Linked DNA regions of Homo sapiens: all the other regions are linked to region 1. The links are chromatin contacts, found by Hi-C or POLR2A ChIA-PET in ENCODE. All regions are on one chromosome and are shown on one strand. The core of a region is the stretch at or near the end of the contact, and the rest is flanking DNA. Distances in the headings are between cores, read along the strand shown.

Evidence for each region. Hi-C counts contacts between places; a loop is a spot of excess contacts on that map. ChIA-PET counts read pairs that join two places held with the same protein, here RNA polymerase II (POLR2A). Pooled maps may share reads with other maps.
Region 2: a pooled map shows a loop between it and region 1 (2.6-fold over the local background). The contact joins the enhancer-like site here to the promoter of CAPZA2 in region 1. A Hi-C loop is called at or near these places in 2 of 168 maps with a recorded cell type or tissue (B cell and PC-9) and 6 of 50 pooled maps.
Region 3: a map of ascending aorta shows a loop between it and region 1 (2.7-fold over the local background). The contact joins the enhancer-like site here to the promoter of CAPZA2 in region 1. A Hi-C loop is called at or near these places in 3 of 168 maps with a recorded cell type or tissue (CD4-positive, alpha-beta T cell, ascending aorta and sigmoid colon) and 4 of 50 pooled maps. POLR2A ChIA-PET finds 5 or more read pairs at or near these places in 1 of 52 experiments (GM12878).
Region 4: a loop to region 1 is called in a map with no recorded cell type, with 12 times the contacts of the local background. The contact joins the enhancer-like site here to the promoter of CAPZA2 in region 1. A Hi-C loop is called at or near these places in 3 of 37 single-sample maps with no recorded cell type and 3 of 50 pooled maps.

What each region holds. Positions count from the first base shown.
Region 1 is chr7:116,860,244-116,864,824 of GRCh38, forward strand. CAPZA2 (capping actin protein of muscle Z-line subunit alpha 2) reads left to right here and starts at 2,344. Exons shown (of 10, transcript NM_006136.3): 1 at 2,344-2,407. The coding sequence starts at 2,369. RefSeq lists enhancers at 1,962-2,011, 1,963-2,725 and a silencer at 2,092-2,831.
Region 2 is chr7:116,163,749-116,168,329 of GRCh38, forward strand. No RefSeq gene overlaps it. Among named protein-coding and RNA genes, the nearest start is that of TES, 44 kb to the right of the region's middle. RefSeq lists an enhancer at 3,394-3,908. Within about 2 kb of position 2,188, at least 2 of the 41 ENCODE cell types and tissues checked have a DNase peak (open chromatin) inside an H3K27ac peak, as active enhancers do.
Region 3 is chr7:116,230,118-116,234,698 of GRCh38, forward strand. It overlaps TES (testin LIM domain protein), which reads left to right. Exons shown (of 7, transcript NM_015641.4): 2 at 4,417-4,502. Among named protein-coding and RNA genes, the nearest start is that of TES, 22 kb to the left of the region's middle. RefSeq lists enhancers at 499-568, 639-718. Within about 2 kb of position 1,939, at least 7 of the 41 ENCODE cell types and tissues checked have a DNase peak (open chromatin) inside an H3K27ac peak, as active enhancers do.
Region 4 is chr7:116,314,876-116,319,456 of GRCh38, forward strand. LOC105375463 (a long non-coding RNA gene) reads left to right here. Exons shown (of 7, transcript XR_001745336.2): 4 at 1,557-1,635. Among named protein-coding and RNA genes, the nearest start is that of TES, 110 kb to the left of the region's middle. RefSeq lists enhancers at 2,264-2,343, 2,444-2,593. Within about 2 kb of position 2,541, at least 23 of the 41 ENCODE cell types and tissues checked have a DNase peak (open chromatin) inside an H3K27ac peak, as active enhancers do.

The sequences.
Region 1 (4,581 bases), core at 1,094-3,593:
GTTGCAGTGAGAAATCAATGAAGCAATGATTTGTAATCTATAAGAGTAAACATGTTAATTTTCATCCAGTGTTACCCTTGGTTAAACTATGTGGTTTATTCTCTTTATCTTCTTCACAACGTTTATCCTCGAAAGGACACCTGCTTTTTTCTGCATGTGTCAGCATGCTTCTCCTTCCTCTTCTCTCCCCAAATGAACCATCAGTTTTTCAATATCATAGCTTCTGTTTGCCGTCCATTCACAAAAAACAATGATTTGCACATTATGAACACCCAATAAATTACTTAATAATAAGGTCTTGCCTCTGAACATTTATTTGATACTCTCACATTTCATTTATGTGCAGCTGTCAGATTCATCTTGCTGCACATATTTCTGATCATGTCATGTCACTGTTCAAAAGTTCTCAACAGTTCCTCACGGAATCTGAACGCCTATCTTAAACCCTAAGGCCTTACCACTCAAAATGTGGTCTCCAGATCAGGAGCACTGGCATCAGCTGGGAGCCTGTTATTCTACAGGCTGTATTCTGGAGAATACAGATTCTCCAGTCTCATGCCACATCTATTGAATTAACAACTTCGTTTTCACAAGATTCCCAATTGATTCATATCTACGCAGCTTTGATTACATGTTTAATCTCTCATAAACTTCAAGCTTCAAAAGCAGGGTTGCTAGATTTAGCAAATAAAAGTAAAGGATGTCCAGTAAAATTTGAAAACAATGAGTAATTTTTTGGTTTAAGTATGTCTCCACTGCTTCATGGGACATACTTTTTAAAAGATTGCTTATCTGCAATTCACATTTGATTAAGTGTCCTATATTTAATATGGCAAACCTATTCAGGAGGGTAGGATCCATGTCTAACATAGCTTTGTATTCCCCTGGAATAGTACAGTGCCTTCCCCAACTGTTTTTGTTTTTTTTTGTTTTGCTTTTTGAGACAGAGTCTTGCTCTGTCACCCAGGCTGGAGTACAGTGGCGCGACCTCGGCTGACTGCAACCTCCGTCTCCCGGGTTGCAGGGACAGGGACAACCTCCGCCTCTCGGGTTGCAATGACTTCTGCAACTCTCCTGCCTCAGCCTCCCGAGTAGCTGGTATTACAGGTATGCGCCACCACGCCCCGGATAATTTTTGTATTTTTAGTAGAGACGGGGTTTCTTCATGTTGGCCAATCTGGTCACGAACTCCTGACCTCAGATGATCTGCCCACGGAGGCCTCCCAAATTGCTGGGATTACAGGCCTGAGCTACCGCGCCCGGCCCCAACTGTTCAATATATGTTTGTTTAATGAGTAGAAAATGAGCTTCTTGAGTATGGAAGTTTCTCTTTTTATTTCAACAGTTTTGGAATACAGGTGGATTTTTGGTAACATGGATAAGTCCTTTAGCGGTAACTTCTGAGATTTTAGTGCACCCATCACCTGAGCAGTGTACCCTGTACCCAATACGTAGTAATTTATCCCCTCCCCAGTCCCCAAAGTCCATTTTATCATTCTTATGCCTTTGAACCCACATAGCTTAGCTCCCACTTATAAGTGAGAACATAAAATATTTGGTTTCCCATTCCTGAGTTACTTCACTTAGAATAATGGCCTCCAGCTCCTTCCAAGTTGCTGCAAAAGGCATTATTTCGTTCCTTTTTATGGCTGAGTAGTATTCCATGGTGTATATACCCACATTTGCTCTATCCACTCATTGGTTGATGGACACTTAGGTTGGTTCCATCTCTTTGCAATTGCGAATTGTGCTGCTATGAACATGTATGTCTAGCTTGCTTTTTTCCCCCTCAACACTGTATCCCCAGAGACTAACACAGTGCCCCGCACCCCGTTAAAGAACCAAAAAATATTTGTTGGATGAATAAAGGAGTATATCAAGAGCAATCTTTCAATTATGGAGAGGGTCGTGATGTGTATTTTAATGAAAGCCAACTATCTTCTCTAATATTTGAAAAAACAATGTTTAAAAGGCTTCTATTTGTACACCTTTTCACATTTTAGCTGGCAGAGTTCAGGACTTGATGGAAACATAACGAAGGGCTCAGAATGTACTCATCGCAGACTGAGCCCATATGGTCACAGTGGGGAGAGCACGCTGCACTCAAGATGCTAGCAAGCCTGCAGCAGGCGGCCCAGCGAGACACGGTCCCCCGCCCGGCCACCAGGCGCCCGCGCACGCGCACAGCCGCGCTCAGTCCGCGAGGGCCGGGTCGAGGGAGGCGGGGCTCCCGGGGTGCGCGTGCGCGGCGGCCTGAGCGGCGGGCCCCTCCCTTAGCGGGGGCGCGCGGCGCTGAGGACCGCACGGAAACGGGGAAGTCAGGTGGCCGCTGCCGCCGCCGCCGCCGCGGTTTGTCGCCAGAAGGAAGATGGCGGATCTGGAGGAGCAGTTGTCTGATGAAGAGAAGGTAAGAGTCGCGGGGGCGACGGCGCGGGCTGTCAGGAGCCGGCTCAGCCCGGGCGGGTGGGCCCGGAGTCTGGTCGCGGGGGAAGGGCATTGGCCCGCAGCTGGCCTTGCCCTCGGCTGCCCTTCCTCCCCCATCCTTACTGCGCCCAGTGCCTGCCCCTGTCCGTCACCCGAGGCCCCGCGCGGGGGCAGGTCTCTGCCAGGCCTGCTCGCTCCGCTCCTTGTAGGGTGTGTACTCCGAAAATAGGAAGCGGGAGCCGGGCGACGGCGGGCGGGGGCGCGGGCGCGGGGGAGGGCGGCGGCTGCCCAGGACCCTCTCCTGCTGTCGGGCCGCGGGGCCTCCGCCGGGGCCGGGGACCGGGGACCAGGGACGCAAAGGGGTTTGCGTCCGTGCGTGGGAGCGGCCCAAGGGCAGTGCCCAGCGCGGCGGCCTGGCCTGTGAGTGTAGCGGCGGGTGAGGGGAAGGGAAAAATCGCTTAGGAAGCAGACCTTCACTTCTCCCTTCTACTTCCCCCTCCTCAAAGCAAAATGCTTCCTTTTCTGATCCTCTACGGTTTATCCTTTTTTTTCCCTTTCCCCATGGAGGCATCTCTCCCTCCTTCTCTCTTTCCTTTCGTGGCTCTAGCAGTAAGCTTGCAGCTCCCATGTTCCCCAGGAGGCAGCGGAGTTGCTCACAAAAAGACGACCCCCTCCCCATAGTTGTTTTCTGCCCACGTTGGCAGCAGCCCCCCCCCGGGGGTCGATTTGGTGGCACCTCACTTTCCTGCTAGGACTTCTTCCGAAGAGGGGAAAATGTGCAACTCCTTTTACTGTATATTAGATGCTGTGACAGCAATGGAACCAGATGAACGACTTAAGTTCTCAGATATTTAAAACGAGTAATGGAATAATTCATTGAACTGCTGCTCTCTTAATTCGCCCCTTTCGTTTGGCTTTTGGGAACGTCCCATTCCCGAGGGTGGTGGGGTAGGGGAGAACCCTGCTAATTTTGACTGTTTCTCGGAAAGGACCCTTAGAAGTAACTGACAGAACATAGGAATGAGTTAGTTGCAGGGTTGGAAATGTCCACTCTTCGTTAAAGAGTGCTTCATTTTTAAATTTCAAAGCCAGTGCAGGAAAATACAGGTACATTTAGGTATGTTGTGGTGTTTAAGAAATCTTCATGTAAGTCTGAGGATATTTTCATTTAGGACCCTCTGCTCTAGATGTTTTTATATGCTGTGTTCTTGCACCGAAATAGAAGGTTCTGTCCCATTCCCAATGTGAATGGTCAGAAGTCAGCCTCATCTTTATTTTCGGAAATCTTTTTTTCTCTTGTGTTCTTCGGTGAAAGTGATAATACAACAACAAAATGGGGGCGAGCAACGTCTCCATAGCCCACAGACCCAGTAGGCAGATCCCCGTATCCACAAAAGTTGCTGTACAGTATTCAATGTATAATCTTGATAAATAATCCTATTTTATTTAGGTGACTGAAAGTGTACAGGAGTGCACAAACATATTTAAAATTGAGGCGTGCTAAAAAGCTTAAAAAGAGATTGTCGTGTTTTTATTCTACCATTCTTAAGTGATGATTAGTAGCTCAAGTGGCTAGAAATCTAGCTGAAGAGAGACTACTCGGTGTGGGAGTTAATATAGACCTGCCATGTGTTGTAAAGGCCTAAAATAAAAAAGTTTTTTAAAAATGAGATAACAAGATGCCTTATTATCTGGCACTCTCAGGGCACTAAGCTTCATAAAGAGGAATGAGGAGGTTGTGTGTCTTAAAGCCTGTGCCGCCTAGTAGCAAAATGTTTTATGGTTAAATGAATGAAAATTCTAATTTGATTTTTGATGTTTTGTAAGAATATTATGTAGATATTTTACATATAAATTTTATCACTATATTTACTAATTTAAAAACTGACAAAACCTTTAGGTTAAATTCAAGTAACCAGTAAAGTGAAATTTTAACGTTCTTGTCACTTGAGATATCTAAAGGTTATTTTCATTTTGGGGGAGGAGGATGTGTCCAGTATGGGATCAGAAAACAGAGAGGACTTAAAAGTGATATTTTAATATTACTCGTTCTACTGCCTTATTGGTAATTTTCAAAAATAAGCTCTTAAGCTGGGCACGGTGGTTTGCACCTGTAATGCCAACTACTCTGGATGCCAAGGTGTGGAGGATCGCTTG
Region 2 (4,581 bases), core at 938-3,437, 700 kb before region 1:
AGCTGCTTGAGAACTTCTGAGACTATTAATGTTGGCACAGCTCAGTCCCACAGACCAGCAGCTCAATAGAAATCCCTGGAATTTCTAAAGGTATCTGATGTTTCTAACTTGCCACTACCAGCTGTCAGGAGTATACACTCAGCACAGTAAAGAGCCCACAAATGTGCCCAGTTTACCTGGAAACTACCTTTTCCTCTATATTAGTGCTGTATTCCTCTAAGGGGTTGAATAAGTAGGACACAGGCTGAGCTTCTGAAATAGAGACCCCAAATACAGTGGTATAAACAAAGTGTAAGTTTATTTTGTGCTCATTTGATTATGCAGAGATTAGTAGTCCCAGATCGGGTGAGAGAATCTGCCTTTCTCAACAGGGTGTTCCATCTCTGGGCCACCTTGGCTGTCCCAGTCGCATCACCTTCTAGTAACACACATCACTTTCTCTCCTATTCCTTTGGTCCCAACTAAGTCTATGAGAGGAACTGGGAAACAGAATGCCTACCGAGCAGCCACACACCCTTCAGAAACTCAAGATTTCTTTTTAAAATAAGGGGAGATGAATCCGGATAGACGTCTAGGAAACTCTGCCATGGGTAACTTGACAAATCATCACAAACGTGAGGCTTGAGAAGAGATTAATTGGGATTTTCCCTGTTTTATAGAAGAAGAAACTAAAATAAAGTTGTATGACATTTTTTTAACTCATTCAGAAAAATCTAGAAGTCAGTGGGTGACTTTCCTTGCTGTCATTCGTTATAAAAACTCCATGCTTATACACTTGTTTTTGTAAGCATTTACATCCTTTGTACATACACAAAATTTTGCTGGAAATAATTTTATTCCTCCTCCTATTACTTTTAAAATTATCAGTGGTCCAGAGTTCAAAGATTAAGAATTATAAAATAGACCATGGAAAATTTAGCAATAATTGAGCTCTCCATGTCTGGTACTTATGTAGAAGCATGTTTTAATAAACATCTGCAGAACATATGCTCAGTGGAAAACCCCTTTGACTGAGCAAGATTGAGAAATGTTTCACCCAGAATCATCACTCCCATTTCCAAATGAATGCATATAATTCCCCAGCAAGAGATTTTTAAGGCTTGATTCTTTTATGTTAAAGTAAATATGCAGGAAAATATTAAATAATTATGAATGTCTATGCAATATGATAATATTAGTAATGCTGCACCACAATTGCTGGGGGTGATAATAGGCATTTTACAAACATCACTTCTAATTCTGACAGCAATTCTGGGCAGATATTATAATAACCATTTTAAAACAGAAAATAAAGGCTTGAACAATTTAACAACCTTGCCCATAATTACACAGCTTGTAAGTGACCGACCTGGAAGGTCAGTGGAGATCTTTCAGTATTTAAAATTTGCATGGGACATGTTAAAGTAGCATTGTGTGTTGGCACTGCTGTTGAATCATAAATGTGCTCCATGGACTGTTTAAGTTAGACGGTGACCTTCTAGAAGGTGCCAGCCTTGAAATAACCACTACCTTCATTGTAAGTTCCCTTTCCATGAGTTTTCTTTTATTTTTACACCTTTGTTATTTTCTTTTTCTATTTTATTTAAGTATCAACAGGGAAAACAATCTAAGAAATGTTTACTATGTAATGAGCAATTTCACTTTTTAAGATATTAATATCAAACGAAGACCTTGGCTGATAGATTATAAGGAATAGAACGCACACTGTGAACTTAGAAATGACCCATATCCAACTTCAGTATGGTTATTTGTGACTTGTTAATTCAGTGAACCTTTTTGAGAAAAGAATGCCATTAGCCAAAATGCCATCATTAGGTTATTCATGCTAACCTCTTAATTCTATCAGTACAATTAATTATCTTACTTTTTCTGTTTTCAGTGAAATTACTATATAGAAGGTTAGTACAAGCAAGGCAATAGGGGAATTCATCTAACATAGAGAATAGAACAAATAAAGCAAACAATCTAAAAACAAAACTTTCTTCAGGAAATAGATCTATTTTCATAAAGTAAAATCTACAGTGGAGTTTACTCTTATATTTTAAAAACTATTAGGACATCAGCAATTGGTATTCTTCACTTCTCTATTCTTGTTAATGTAGTTCCTCTTTATTCTACTTGCATAATAAAAAAGTAATAACAGTCTTAGTTCTTGTTAGAAAGTCCCTAGGTGGTGGTGGCGCAGATTGGAATTAAACTGCTGACTCACTCTCATATGACTGCACTGTAAAGTCCTAGAATTCGGGGGTCTAGAAAGAAAATTTTGTATCAAATACACTACACAGTCACAAGAAAGTAGCAAATTTAGATTTGAATGTGCTGTGGTTAGATGGAATTTCCATAGGCTACAAAATACACCTGAACTTCCGATTTTAAAATCTAAGGCTCCATTGTAACATTTCAGGATTAATGACTGAACAACTTGTTACAGGCCACTTGAGGGGAAGACTGGAGGGAAAGGTGCCAATATTCCACACTGTCTTAAAAAGTTAAGGAATACTACTGGGTAAGTGGGAATGCACCAAGCTCAGTAGCATTACTACGCATTTGCCTAACTGCAGTAAGAGGAAACAGTGGGTGAAGGAAGTCCAGGCTCTATGAAGGCATGGCATAAATCCATTTCACTAAGCTGTTGGCCATCGCTGATGCTATCCTTGTGAACAAGATGATCAAATTTCAGATGATTCAGGCTTGAAGATTGATGTTGCTTTGAGGAACAGGCATTGGTTAAATACCAATGGACTCCAACAAGTCAACCTTGTAATCAGCTCTCAGGAGGAAAATATAAAACCTGCTGTTCTGATTCTTGCCCATTTGCCCTACCCCACTGCTCCTACCCACCATGCCATTCTCTACCCTGCTTCGCCCTGCTCTGTGCCCAGGAACAAAGGCTGATTTACTATGGAGCTAATGAAGCTTCAGCTCAGGACTCCATAGATGTTACCTCTTCCAAACTTTGTGCCTAATGTAATTTGGAACTATTTTTCTTATAGATGGCCTGCTCCTCACTGTATAAGCCTCATCTCTACCTAATTTGGAGTCAGCCCTGTCCAGGAGGCTGAATCCTATAGACTATCAACTGATACGATAAGCAAAAACAATGGCCCCTCTAAAGACATTCACATCCTAATCCCTGGAACTTGTGAACATGTTACCTTATGTGGCAGAAGAAGTCGGTGATGCTATGTGAAGACTCAATCTTCCATTGCTGGCTTTGAAAATGGAGGAGCTGGCCACGAGCTAAGGAATATGGAGGGAATTTTGAAACTGGAAAACGCAAGGAAATGGATTCTCCTCTAGAGCCCCCAGAAAGGAATACAGCCCTGCCGACACTTTTATTTGAGCCCAGTGAGACCTTTGTAGGACTTCTGACCTACAGAACTGTTAGATAAAAAATTTATATTATTTAAGCCACCAAGCTTGTGGTCATTTGTTACAGCAGTAATAGGGAACTGCAGCTGGCTTCTGGTTGAATTTGGCTAATGGGAATCATCTGAAGAAGATCAGATGCTGAGAGGAAGAAGTGGTTGGAGTACTCCTTTACTATTCTCCACTTGCTCTGCGCTGAGTGTCCTGGTGAGGGCGACATCTCTCCCCAGCTAGAATGTCTCCTCCACTGCTCTGGCTCTCAATGGGATGCTGAGGCACCATTTCCTGTTTGCCCCTTCAAGCCTAGGGCTGGTAAGGACTTCCTGTTCTTATCTGTCTTCTTACTCTACCCACAATTTCATAAGTAGTTCGTGAAGTAGCTCAAATAGTGTTCCCCAAAATTCACGTTCACCCAGAACCTCAGAAGGTGACCATATTTGGAAATAGGGTCTGTGAAGGTATAATTAACTAAGGATCTTGAGATGAAATCATCGGATATTTAGGGTGACCCCTAAATCCAATGACTGGTGTCTTTGTGAGAAGAGGAAAAAACACAGAGAGACACACCAAGAAAGCCATGTGAAGATGGAGGCAGATTAGGGTGATGCCTCTTCAAGCCAGTGAATGCCCAGGATTGTGAGCAAACACCAGATACTAAGAGAGACGCATGGGCTTTCCCTCAGAGCCTCTAGAAGAAACCAATTCTGTCAACACCTTAAGTTTGGACTTCTAGCCTCCTTAACTGTGAGAAAATAAATTTCTTTTGTTTTAAGCCACTGGGTTTGCGGTAATTTATTATGGCATCTCTGGGGAATTAATGCAACACCTTTGTTAAAGTCTCTTGAAGCATTCAAGTAGGCTTCCATTTTCCACTCTGGCTGGCAGAATTCTATTTTTATTACCCTTTAAAATGGCACAAAAATAGGAGGAATAGTTATCTTCTGGATTATGGGGTCAAAATTAAAAATAATCTTAAAAATCTAGCATAAAGGGCTGTACCTGGAAAATGTGAAAAATAACAGCTTTGTACTTCAGTTCAAAAAAATCAGTTGCCATTATTGCCCATGGAACCTTAGACAAATCACTTAGTATTCCTGACTCTAAGTTATATCATGTTTAGAATGGAGATGATAAAACCTGTTCCCCTTACATTCTTTTAAGAGCAAGAAGAAATAACTGAATACAGGGAAATGAGTGCAGAATAGGAGTCAT
Region 3 (4,581 bases), core at 689-3,188, 630 kb before region 1:
TGGTGTCATTTTTGTTTGTGTTTGGTGTGTGTGTTTGTTTTTAATTAGGACTGCTTCCATTGGGTTATAGTAGGAGAAAGTGTATCATATTGCCGTGACCCATTCCACTCTCTTTCACTTACTTGCTCTCTGTCTGTGATGTTTAAAAGTTCCCTCACACTTAGGTCTGAGCATGTGGGGAAAATGAAAGTGTTTGTGTTTGGAAAGGTAGAGGGGCACTTTTTCCAGGCAGTCACAAATCTAACTGGAAAGAGTCCATAAAGAGATTAAGTTGGCCTTCCAGGCAGGTCCCAAGGGCAAAAGAACCCTGGAACAATACTTTCTGGGTTTTCCAGAGCGGCCTACAGAGCCAATTTCTCAAGTTACTGCTTTTCCCAAGGCCTGGTCTCCTGGTCCCTGTGAGGGCTTCCTGAGCTTCTGCTAGCAGAGCTTGAGAGGTGCTCTTGCTCCTCACCCTCCCCTGTTGCCCTGTGGCTTTCCTCTTTACCAGTCTCTCCTGTCTCTGAGGATGTCATCCTCTGTTAAGCTGGTAGCCTAAGACATGGCATTGAATGCTTCAAGAGGTTTAGTTTCTTCCTTGGGAAAATGAAAAGGAAAACAAAACAAAGTACTCCGCCTGCTACAAGGCCAGCCCTGTCACTCTGAAAGTGCTTTACAATTTTTTGGCTCTTCCTTTGCCCTCTTCTGCCACAGGCCTTGTGTATGGTGTTTCCTCTGCCCTGAATGCACTTCTCTGAGCCAAATTAGATACTGCTCAGCCTTTCCATTGTAATTCATGCACCTCTCCTTCAGCGAAGCTTCCCCAGCCTTCCTTATTTATCTTGTCTTCCTTTTTAAAGCTCTCAGAAAGTCATCTACACTTAGAGATGGTGCAAGAGTGTTTCTGGAAAAGAAAGTTCTTTTCTTTGGGGCAGAAATTAGCTAGTGACTCTTTGGAAGACAAGAGCTCCCATTTGACACGCTAGTCCTCTGCCCCAAAAGAACAGTAGAGCAGGAGCCAGATGCTGAGTTTTAGGTCTGGTTTGCTATTGAGTAGCTGTGCAACCAGGAGCAAATTATCCCTCCTCTCTGGATTCTATTTTCCTGATCTCTTACATGAGGGAGATGCCTAGTCCTGTCCAGAATAAGAATATGTGGGAGACTTTAAAAGAGCAGCAGTTCATGAAATACCACCAGCTCTAGTAATTCTAATAAATAAAATGATAGCTATTTTAAGAATATATTGATGAAAAGTGTCAAACTCTGTAAAAGTATTTGAAGATCTTATTCTGAGCCAAATATGAGTGATCAATGGCCTATGACACAGCCCTGAGGAGACTCTGAGAACATGTGCCCAAGGTGGTCAGGCTACAACTTGGTTTTATACATATTACAGACATCCGTCAATACATGAAAGATGTACATTGCTTCAGTCTGGAAAGACAGGACCACTGGAGGTGGGGGGCGGTCCTTCCAGGTCATGGGCAGATTCACAGATTTTCTGATTGGTGATTAGTTGAAAGCCTTATTATCTAAAGACCTGAAATCCAAAAAAAGGAATGTCTGGGTTATGATAAGGGGGCTTGTAAGGACCAAGGTTTTATCATGTAGATGAAGCCTCCTGGTAGCAGGTGTCAGAGAGAATAGATTGTCAATGTTTCTTATCAGAGTCTGTTCTGTCAGTCTTAGGTCTCTGTGTTTCTGCTAATGCTGGTCAGCTGTGAAGCAGCGCCCACCCACCCCCAGCTCCCCATTTCCTATCATGGCCTGAACTAGTTTTTCAGGCTCACTTTGGAATGACCTTGGCCAAGAGGTGGGGTCCATTCAGATGCTTCATGGGTTTATAATTTTATTTTTGATTTACAAAGATAAAAAGTTGGTAGGAGAAAACAACTTGCCCCTTTGCAAAGTTGACTTTGTAAGTCAGTAGCGAGCTACTCCAAAGCCTTAGTGTAAAAACTGCTGACTCATGGAGGTTCTAGTTACATTTGCTGAACTTTCAAGTTGGATTCAGAAATAGTGAATGAGATGGTATTGTTCCAGGATGTTTGCAGTCTTTTATAAGCCCAGTGTTGTTCAGACCAGGCAATTCCAATCTGAAGGCATGCAAGAATTTAAGTGGCCATTTAATTTAGAGGCAGAAGCATATTTCTAGATATTATCTGTCCACAAATATCAGGATTTTATACACACATGTAAGTTTGTATGTGTATGTGCAAGTTCTTTGTCATGAGGTAAAATTTATTCCATGTTGTGAATTATATAAAAGAGAGTTTAAAAGCCTCTGATTTAAGCTAAGCTATGTGATTAAGCCTTAATAATGTAATCAAAATTTTCATTTGGGATTAGAGTTTATTTAGCAGGAGATGCATGAACATAGTATGAATCATATCCATACTCCAGGCACATTCAGAACTAACTCTTCTGTAATGGAAAATTAGAAAGGGCCTGAAAAAGAAAACTTTTTTGGATTTGCTTTTCATTTTACTATGGATATTGTAATGGAGAAAACATGTAACTATGCTTATTACACAAGACCAGAAAAGTTTCCCTCTGTCTTTTGTTTAACCTACATTATTTCCATACTGTGTGAACTGTGATCATCAGTGACAAGGAAACAATTTAATTGCTTTAAAAAAAAGCTTAGTGTTGACACTAAATATACAATTTAAAGACTTTCATTTCTTTTGAAAATTGGTAATATGGACATGGCAAAGATGATAAAGCTTAGCTAATGCTGGACAGTTGTTTATTCTTTAGAGAGTATACTTTATATGGTCTAACTTAAAAGTATTGTGGGTTTTCCTAAGCAACTGTGTGGACCAGTTGGGTTTGAATATGGCCTTAATTATGGAAAAAGGATGTGGTCATTTTCTTTAGGACAAAAGGAAAGGCTTCACTTAAACTTCAGGACATGTCAGACTGATCTTTCAAGGAACCAGTTACAATGTGGTTTTGATTGCATAGTGACAAACACAGCTTGGTAAAGTTACAAAAGAGGGCCATTGAAAAATACCTATTACTTGTCCAGCTTGAACTGCTACTCTAGGCACTAACCAGTAACTAATTCCTCATGGTCACTGATGTGATATTTAAAACACAGAGTAATCTGATTACTGGTGGTTTGCCACTGTACTGATGTAAGGCTGGCTACTCTTTTTTTTCCAATATCAGTCGTTGGGTAAAAGAGCTTAATTACAACCTTGTGTCCTTCTGCCATCTGCACCCCACTCCTTCCACTTATTAGGCCATGTCTCAGCAAGTTCTCAAAGACTATTGTTTAATATGGTAAAGAAGAAAAGGGTTTGCTATAGCAAGGGTGATAATACAGCTCTCCACTCCTTGCCTCCCTACAACTTCAGGCAGAAGAGCACAGGCCTTGGAGTCAGAAAGACTTGAACTCAAATCTCTACCATTTATTAACATTTTGATCTTAAGCAAGTTTCATAGTCTCTGAGTTTCAGCAAAAACATTTCAAAAATGGCAAATCATATTGCCTACTTTGTAAGCATTTTATATAGTTCTGTAAGATTTTAATGAGATATAAGTAAAGTACTTACCTCTATTCCTTGTGTCTTAGTCTATTCCTGCTGCCATAACAAAATACCTTAGACTGGGTAATTTATAAATAATAGAAATTTATTTGTCAAGTTCTGGAGGCTGGGAAGTTCAAAATCAAGGCACTGGCAGACTCAGTGTCTAGTGTGGGCTTGCTTTCTGCTTCCAAGATGGCACCTTGTTGCTGCATCTTCACATGGAGGAAGGTTCAGAAGAGATGGAAGAGAGGAACTCACTCCCTCAGGGGCTAATCCCATCAATGAGGGTGGAGCCCTCATTGCTAACTGCCTAATCATTTCATAAAGGCCCAGCTTCTTAATATTGGTACATTGGGGATTAAGTTGCAACATGAATTTTGGAGGAGCACGGACATTAAAGCCATAGCACTGGCATTCAATAAGTGTATATTGTAGCTATTATAATAATATTTATCATAATAAAAATAATATTTCAGTTGTAATTCCTAAAATCTTTAATTCCTTGTTTGATGTAAAATATGTTATTCAGGATGAGACTTGCTTTTTAAGGTATAGTTTTCTGAGTGTTGTACCTATTGTGCTATGGGGCTGTACTATGGGGCAAGTAGTGGCCAAAGACATAAATTCATGAGTTTTTGTTATTTGCAATATTTGTAGTTTTCTATACAGTTATATTCTGATGCTTTTCTTTTCATGATAAAAAGCAATCAGAATATAAAATATGTTATGTATGTACTTGGAACTGCCATGTACATACCTGGGTATCATCATTGACTAAATATAAGATTTGTTTGAAAGTTATCTCAACACAAGTGGTAAGTGGAATTAAAAGTGCAATTTATTGAATTTTTAGATTTGTAAAGAATCTAATAACAGATTCATGATGTTTTCTTTTTAACAGATGGGCTTAGGTCACGAGCAAGGATTTGGAGCCCCTTGTTTAAAATGCAAAGAAAAATGTGAAGGATTCGAACTGCACTTCTGGAGGTATTGTTTTGAAAACTGCAACCACATTAGTAATTTATACTTTTTGCAATACTTCCTCAGACAGTGGAGATATCTTCGA
Region 4 (4,581 bases), core at 1,291-3,790, 550 kb before region 1:
ATTTAAAGCCTGAAATCGATTTCCCCATGGCATCACAATATCTATGGCCATGCTTCCCTCTCAAACATGTGCATTTACTTTTTTTTGGAAGGAGAGAGGAGCAAAATTCATAATTCTTTTCTTCTTTCAGGCCTTTTAATAGTTCCAGTTCTTCTCTGGTCAATCAATCCCCATTTAGTGGAGGCTTAAGCTCCCTCCAGCCTGATTCTCTTTTATACGGCTGCCTTTCTGATGTCGTATATCGGTACAAACAAATAAACATAAAGAGGTTTGGTTTTTCTTTTTTCAGTTTGTTTCTTCTCAGGAAAATAAATTCTATTTAATTTTTCTGACTCCAATATACTCTTGCATGTCATAGAATCTTGTTTTATAATCAGCTATTGGAACTTTAGTAGGTCTACAAACAACCATTTCCTTTCCTAACTAAAATCAGAACCAATTGAAAAAGAGAAGAGGAGTCAGACCACTGCCTCACAGACAGTGGATTTTAAAATGTGGCTTTAGATCTGCAGTCGTCACTGGCCTCCAACACGTAACTCCTGAAAGAGACTGTCAGAGCAGTGATGCCAACGCAGACCCGGGGAATGACAGGACTTCCCCAGACAGTCCCCACCGGGCAGAGTCTGCCCGGTGAGCTCATTCCCTCTAAGGAGGAGTGAATCAGGACAGCTAGAGCTGGGACTGACATGTTGAAGCAAGTTTCTGCACACAGAAATAGGAGGCCAGGGTAAAGGAAAATCCTCCATGTTGAGATGTGGAAAGAAACCTGATTTTTGTTTGTCTCCCTTTATAACATTAATTCCCATTCCTTTCAGATTAGACTTTCATGTGTTATTTGTCGTTTACATAATGCTTTTGAATACAATTATTTAAACCTTTTTCTGTCTGTCTCACATTTCTCGGATGAGATATTCTCACTTTCCTCTTAAGGGTATTTTATTGTTCTTGTGTAACTACTGTCAAAAAATAAAAATTTCAACAAATTTAGTTTAATGATCTAAACTATTAGTGATTCATTAATCAGACGGTATCCCATCTATGAAACAGAAAAGCACGCTAGTAAGCTGAGGAGAGGCAGTGGGCTTTATAGGCAGAAAAGCCTGAAGAAAGCAGAAACAGGAACAGAAAGCCGATTGGTTGTTTCAAAGTTACTTTCTTTAAAAGGATAAAGCAGAGCCAGGGGACTTTCTTATTATGTCAGCTCAGGTTGACTGGGCCCCTTTTAATTGATTGCTGTGAATCTGTTTTTTGTTGTTGTTGTTTTGTGTTTTTTTGGGGGTTTTTTTGTTTGTTTTCTAACTGGCTGATTTTAAAGTCCAGTTTGGGGACCTAGCACTAGTGATTCCATTCTGGTTTGGTCTGTTCTTCTGGGCCTAGTGCAAGAGCTTAGTCCAAAACAATAGCCTCCCATAAATTTAACACTACTCTCAGTAAAAATAACCATTGGTATTTTTATAGCATGGCTTTTAATAATGCCTATATTCTCATATTTGCAAAGTGCATTTTCCTGAGCTGATTTTATCAGTGGCTTTACTTCCAAAATAATTTCCTTTTAGGACAATATCAGAACGGCACATACAAGTGTCCCCAAGTCATATTTGGAATAAGATCACTTGGGAACACAAGTCAAAGAAGGTATGTAACCAACTCACCTCATCTAATGGAACAGGTTTCCCTGGGCAAGCATAAGATTATTGTACATTGTTCAAAGATTTCAAGACAGATAGCGTAGATTTCAAGAATGCCAAACATAAGGCAGAGAGGAGTCTACTGGGATATTTTCCCGAATTGTGGCTTGTATCTCTCTCTGGTCTATTAGAAGACCTCCTGCATACCCCTAACAAGAGAAAAAATGACAGATGAAAGAAAGAGAGAGAGAGAGACTTTCTTGTAATTAATCTAATAGGCATTTTTAAAATTGAACACTTGGACTTCCTCCAACTGGCATCTTTAAAACACCCATTGATTAACAGGCAAATGGGATGAGTGAATTCATTATAAGAAGTGAATCCTTTGCGTCCACCAGATTCTTCTGCCTTCATTGTCATCAAAGTTCTTGGGCTCACTCACTGGCTATCATCCCTCTCACTCATCTCTAAAATGGTTTCAACATCCCCTCTGTGCGGTCCAGTTTCTCACCTAATTTGCATTAGGCTGATTCATTCATTCCTCAGCAGGGTTACTTGATGTGCTTTCTTCCCAGTGGCATCCATGTGTAAAGCTGTCTCTCACTGGCTCTTATCACAGTCAGATTCAAAATGCTCATTTCAGAAAGACTGCAAGTCTTAATAGAAGGTATAGAATTTAACAACATGAACACAGTGAAAGTTTAAGAATGGTTTCTGGAATACCTGAAATCTATTCTGCTTATATTAAAATGGCTTTCGGCAGAGGGTGAAAAACCCTGCCGGCAATCAGAGCATTCTGTGACATTCAAGTCTGCCCAGAGTCAGCAGCCAAGCAGCGTGCTCTCTGATCTACAGATTTGCATTGTTCACTAACCTTCCTGTGCCAAAAACACTCAGTTGCTCCCTTTCACCAGCCTCTAAGGTCACAAGACAGACAGTTCTTTCTTGATTACTCAAACAAATACACGTCTGATTCAGAGCGGGGAAAAAAGAGTTGCCAACAGTCAAGGCTTAGAAAGGCCAGGGCTGCTTGCACTTAGAAGCCAGCCTGATGAATCACCACATCCATGACTAATTGTGGGGTTCAAGTGTGCCCAGTTATAGAGCCTGTTTTTTAGAAAGGAAAATGCTAAAGAAGACACATAGAAATGTGGAAGAAAACTAGACACTTTTGTGTGACTACACAGATGGCCCGTGGTCATTAACAGGCTTGATACATACCTTTCTCTATATATATATAGTTTTTTTTTTTTTTTTTGACAGAGTTTCACTCTTATTGCCCAGGCTAGAGTGCAATGGTGCAATCTCAGCTCACCAAAACCTCCGCCTCCCGGGTTCAAGCAATTCTCCTGCCTCAGCCTCCTGAGTAGCTGAGATTACAGGCATGCGCCACCATGCCTGACTAATTTTGTATTTTTAGTAGAGATGGGGTTTCTTCATGTTGGTCAGGCTGGTCTTGAACTCCCAACCTCAGGTGATCCGCCAGCCTCGGCCTCCCAAAGTGCTGGGATTAGAGGTATAAGCCACTGCACCCAGCCCTCTCTCTATGTTCTTTCAATTAAGCCCCAGAAAATGTGGAAATGCCATTGCCCTCAACCTGGCTTTCCTCACAAGAGTAAACTTCATGGGCTTAAAAAAAATTCCAAACATTTTTTAAATCTCATAAGGTTAAGAAAGGGCAGTCGACTTCAATAAATTATGATGCTGATGATTTTTGTTTTAAAAAACTGGCAAAAACAGACTTTTACATATATATGACTATCATATATGACTTTTACATATACGTATATAGGTGAATTACTTATATACATATAAGTACATAAAGTATACAGTTACATGTATGTTAAAGTATGTATATACATATCTAATGTAAATATACATATATATGCACATATGAACCTATATCTTCATTGCATGCTTATGTAATAGATGCAGTGTGTAATATGTGTAAATCCATGTTTTATTTGTATAGATACCAAGGACATGATAATAAAAATGACATAGTTCTTGTCCTCAATTGTATAGTCTGTTGGGAAAGAAAACACACAAATAGAAAAAATTTTCATATAGAGAATTTTTAATATTCTCTATATGCTGCTATAAAATCAATAGTAGTCATGCACAGGGTGTTGTTGGCATAAGGGAGGAAACCTTGAAAAAGGGGTACATGTTAGGGAAAGCTTTGGGAAAGTGAGAGATGAGCTGATCTGAAAGGACTTGTAGTAGTGACTCTTGTTGAGTGGGAGGGAGGGGTAGGCAATGAATGGAGGAAATCCCAGGTAGAGGAAAAAGAGAGTACCAGAACAGCCCCACATTTATTTAAGAAATTGAAATTATAGCTAAAAACCTCCACACACAAAACTCCAGGCACCAAAGTTTTCATGGTTAAATTGTACCAAACCTTTAGTAAATAAATAAAACCAATTATACACAAACTCTTCCAGAAAATTTAAGACAAGGAAATACTTCCCACTTTATCTGGGAGGGCTGCCTTACCTTAACCCAAAATCTAGATGTTACAAGAAAAGATAACTACACAACATTAAATATCCCACATAAACATAGGTACGAAAAACCTTGAGAAAATTATAGCAAATGAAATTTAACAACATATAGAAAGAATAATACATCATGAATAAATGAGGTTTATTATGAGAGTGCAGGGCAAACATTTGGAAATAAATTGACGTAATTCACCATATAAAAAACAGACGAACATCTCAATAGGTGCAGAAAATATAATTGACAAAATTCTATATAGATTCATGATAGAATGAACAGCACTCAGTAATCTGGGAATAGATGGGAATTCCCTTAACTTGATAAAGGCATCCATTTAAAAAACAAATAACCAAAATACTATAGCTAGCATCAAACTGAATGGGAAATGACAATTCAGTGCAGAAACAATTGGTGTTGAAACAATTTGATATCCACATGTCCTATAGTTTGA